Regions from separate parts of the Homo sapiens genome. Here region 2 is linked to region 1. A link is a loop called in an ENCODE intact Hi-C map of the cell type or tissue named here. Cell type or tissue: PC-9. All regions are shown on one strand.

Region 1 (2,500 bases):
GCATAAGATATTGTTCTTTTAATATTTTGAACACTTGTAAAATCTATAGTTGTGACTTGGTAATTATATAATTACATATATGTATTAAAACAAAATATATAAGAAATGAGAAAAATTAATAACACTTATGAAAACTTAGAACTATTTCATTTAAATTACATTTTTACATTGCTGTGAAAAATCAAAGTGATATATGAAGATAATCAAAAGCATAAAAATGATAAGAAAAAAATCTTATACTTCAATAAACAAATGCAAACTCTTGTAATGAAACTAAATTAGCCATAATATCTTCTAATTTAATATAATTTGAGATTCAATCCACACAGCTGTTTAGCATAAGTTGATGAACTATTAAGTATAAAATGGTAGATGCTGTGAGAACCACTGCTACTGCTGCTGCTGCTGCTGCTACTACTAAAACAAGAATGACAATAGCTAACATGTATCGAAGGCTTACAATGTTCCAGTCACTGTTATAAGTGCTTTACATGTATTAACTCATTTATTCCTCGTAAGAACCTAATTTAATATTATTAAATTTAGGCATAGGCCTAGTAGGTAGGGAAGCCAGGATTCAAAGAGTGTTAATCTAGAGCCCTGTTAAACAATAAGCAAGACTTACTCTTAATTGATAAATAAACTTCAAAATATTATCAGTTAAAAAATTAACCAAGCTTTTTGTCTAATGCTTTTATCTATTCATATCACTTTTAAGTGCTCTTCACTTATAATGAGGTCTACAGGTGTGTTTGTGAGATACATATATCTCAAATGTATCAGTGACAACTGGAATTCTATCTAAACATCTTACTATTTCTAAGCAATAGTGTAGCTTTGAAAGATACAGAAAGAAAATAATTTTGATTCAGTGGGATAGAGCATTTAAAATCTTTGTACTGATAAACACAAGAGTACAAACTTCCATAACCTCCAGTTATTTTAAACACAAACAAAACTTTCCTTTTTTTACCTTAGCTTTATAAGCTTAGGCATTAAATCCAATACAAATACTAATCATATATTTGGGGGGCCAAATAACCACCACGTTGTAAAGTTTTTCATTCATTGTCTCGAAGCCATTAATTTGTATTTATTCAAAATTAAATATGTTTAATAACGGAAATTTAACTTCATCATTATCTAATTTAAAAAAGTAAATAGCTTGCCATTAATCATGCTATACATAGTATTCCTTAAACTTTCATCTTAGGTAGGTTTAAATATGAACTAGGGAAGGAAAACGTAAACATTAGCAGTTTCTTGGAGCACGTTTAATAGAGCTGGTTGCCACTAGGTGGCACCAAATACAATGGATAGAAATACAAAAACCATACTTTTCATGCATTTCCTTTATGTGTTCTTCTTTTGCTAGGAGTTCAAATTTCAAAGTCTTCACATTTGATGACTGTTTAGTGAGTTCATTAGTAGCATTCTAGATTAAAAATAGAAATAAATTTAAATATACCTTACAACCTTGGTCTAAGGCAGCATAAAAATAAGTGCCATTCTAAAGAAGAATACCTCTACAATAATTATGGTAAACAATAATTAAAATGAATATTTTAATATTTTAAATGCTTTATTTTATATGCTGTAATAGAAATAATAATACTAAAACTTTTATATAACATGCCAAACTATAGAGGAACACAATCATTTAAGAATTGCAAAGAGTATGTATCCAAAATACATTTACAGGAAATATGAGTTGTCCTGGTATAATGTAAATATGTGAATAATTAAGAATTTTAATGATTTAAGAAGATCACTTAAAACAAATACTGGATTTACTAACATCTTAGACGAAATATGGTCACAAATGCTTTGCTGCTCATCAAGCAGGGGAATCCATTTCCTAACCCACTGAACGTAGTCTGGCTTGTGACTTGCTTTGTCGAAAAGAATGCAGCAGAAATGAATTGTGTAAATTTCAGTTCCCAGGCCTTAAAGCTTTGTGGCTTCTCTCTTTCCCTTCTTGGAATGCTGCTCCAGGATCACCTTGCTAGGAATACAGTTGATGTATCATGTGGAAGTGTACCAAGGTACTCCAGCTGACAGGTAGTAGACCAATTGTCCGATCTATGAGTGAGGCTATTTTGTATCTTCCAACTAGGGAAATCTTTGGTTTGAAAAAATCCAGGGATATGAGGTAGCCCAGAAGAGACCAGCAAAAGAACTTCCCAGTCAACCCACAAAATCTTAAGAAATAATAAACTGTTGTTTTAAGCCACGATGTTTCGGGATAGTTTGTTAGAGAATAATGGTAACTGATAGAAAACCTCATGAATACTCAATCCTTCTTTACTTGAAGTTATTAATAATGCTACTTATTACATTATTTGTAAATAATTATTAGTTTTTCAAAGCAAAACATGTTTGTTCTGTGGTATTTGTTGTCAGTAGAGCCTAGGAACCAGAGGTGGTAACTAGAGTGTTAGAACACCTTTCAATTTTGACTCTAGTTCCAACTAAATGTGTAATCTAAGACATCACTTAG
Region 2 (2,500 bases), 1.6 Mb after region 1:
GTGGACTCCCAACTCCCATCCTTCTTTAAACTGGAATTTGCTTTAATGTTTTCTATGAACTTTGTGGAAGATTTTTTTAAAGAAAGGGTTCTTTGGCTAAATATACTTGCCAACTATTGTAATAGAAGGCCATGGGAAGCTTCTGAAGGATTCTAGGCTGTGAAGCAGCCCTCTTTGATCTGTTTGGGAATCATATATATAAACTATAACTGTCTAATTAAAGAAATACAAGAGGTCATTCTGGCTATATCATCATAGCTCATTTAAACCTTCAGAAGAATTCTAACCAAGGTTTAATATGATTTCACCTGTGAGTAAAAGATACAATGATATACTATGTTAAAAATGATTTTCAAAGAACTGGCTTATAATAGTTTTCCTTAATATGCTAGAGTATTATATCAAAATTTACTTTTACGTTACTCAGAGTATATATTAAATATTTACTTCCTATAAACGCACATTCTAGCCATATATTTTCTATTTCCATTAATTATTAAATCCTACAAGGTATATGAATTATATGATAGAGAGCCATAAACCCTACATCATAGCAGAAATAAATGAAAAGAATATTATTTTAGGAACACCAAAAAGAGGATTAACAATTGAACTCAGTAATTGTTTTATAAGGAGAACTACACTATTTCGGCTATGGTTTTAAAATGTTTTCGGTTATTAAGTTGTGTTGTTTTGAAGTAAAAGAGGGTAGAACAAAGTTACCACTGGCAATAACCACTGAGTGAGATTTCTAAAAGGCTTTCTAAAAGGGTTGGTACCGGCTTTCCCATCGTGCAATAAACCATGAAAGTTATTTTTTAACATATCTGAGTGAAATATATAATTTTTAACCACTCTTCACTTGTATTAATTAAAGAAAAAGAGAGTGAAGCTGAGTAATACAGAGTTGTTAAAACAAAGATGAAGGCTCACAACTAAATCAACCAGTTTCAGCAACAGTTGGAAGCATATTCAAAGTACTGTTGGGACAAGGCAGAGGGATGGACTCAAGCCTCTGGGCAGTTTCTTGAGGAATTGTGCTTATGAAAACCCCTGTATTTGTTCAGGCAGTAATAGTTGAAAAATATATATTCTGGGGAAGTAACATAGCAAAACATAGCATTTTATAGGTTTTCTTCAAATGGAATTTTCCTGTATAAGGGTGTATGTGTATATATGTACATGAATATATACATACTCAGTAAATAGTACCATTTTGGTTACAAAGAGCTTGCTATAAAATTAGTATAATTTACACTTCTGATCCCTCTGTAACCAACCCATTCACCTGAAGAAAAACATAGTTGTTCTAACCTTCTAAATGAGCGAGATCGCCATCTAGTGGTGATGCTTTAAAATGTCAGGAATATGGCTTCTGGAGCCTAGAAAATGCTCTGTGGAATGTGGTGGACACTGAGTACATATTGTAGAACGTTCAAATTTTCTTAAACAACAAACAGCATAATACACGGAAGAATCTTTTTCTTTTATACTTAAAAAACCTCTAGAACAAGAGAGAAAAGCATCAACCAGACATATGACTCCCGGAGATAACTATTTTCAACCCTACTGACCAAACTAGTGAAGAGGGTTGCAGATGTTAAAATGTCAAGTTACACCAAATTTGGCCAATGTGGCTAACTAGAAAGAAGATTAATTATTTCTATACATTATATAATGAAAAAGATAAGTTACCGCAGTAGATTTTATTATTGGTCAAACTATTTGTTCCTTCTCCAAGAGGGGAAAGTATATTCTCCCGTTCCACTGATACGAAATTTGACGATGTAAATCGGTGGTGTCCTTTCTGGAAAGAAGATTATATATACCCTGTCCTGTCAAAATCAGGAATGGTCAAGTTACTTGCTTTGACCAATGAAATGTGACTAGAAGCAAAATGTCAATTCCTATCGGAGAAAAGGACAGCAATGTCCCATGTAGACACCTTTAAAACAAGACCGGCCGGGCGCGGTGGCTCACGCCTGTAATCCCAGGACTTTGGGAGGCCGAGGCAGGCGGATCACGAGGTCAGGAGATCGAGACCATCCTGGCTAACACAGTGAAACCTCGTCTCTACTAAAAATACAAAAAATTAGCCGGACGTGGTGTCCCAGCTACTCGGGAGGCTGAGGCAGGAGAATGGCGTGAACCCGGGAGGCGGAGCTTGCAGTAAGCCGAGATGGCGCCACTGCACTCCAGCCTGGGCGACAGAGAGAGACTCCGTTTCAAAAAATAAAAACAAAAATAAATAAATAAAATAAAACAAGACCAACAGCGTTCCAGATAAAGAACACTCTATCAGCCTCAATCATGGGGTATGGACATATGAAGCAGAAGCACACAGCTGACCCATGATGAATATGCATAATGTGTGAGAAATCACTTGTGGTTGTAAAGTCACTGTTTAGAGTTATTTGTCACTGCAACATAGGAGAGGGTATCTTAACCCATTTTTCTACATTTGGCAATTTAATATTTATATAACTATGAAGTCATCAGG

Evidence for each region. Peaks named below come from ENCODE experiments on the same cell type or tissue, not always from the same donor. Only the 100,000 strongest peaks of a DNase experiment are listed, where the experiment ranks them.
Region 2: it touches region 1 in a loop (16-fold over the local background); 6 of 110 quality-filtered maps call a loop at or near these places.

The regions. Positions count from the first base shown.
Region 1 is chr9:17,461,851-17,464,350 of GRCh38, reverse strand. It overlaps CNTLN (centlein), which reads right to left. Exons shown (of 26, transcript NM_017738.4): 20 at 1,338-1,435. Among named protein-coding and RNA genes, the nearest start is that of SH3GL2, 120 kb to the left of the region's middle. In PC-9, CTCF peaks have their summits at 1,097 and 1,300 (motif pointing right); no DNase peak of the experiment used is centred here.
Region 2 is chr9:15,836,111-15,838,610 of GRCh38, reverse strand. All of the region lies in intron 21 of CCDC171 (coiled-coil domain containing 171), which reads right to left. Among named protein-coding and RNA genes, the nearest start is that of CCDC171, 280 kb to the right of the region's middle. In PC-9, CTCF peaks have their summits at 1,127 and 1,326 (motif pointing left); no DNase peak of the experiment used is centred here.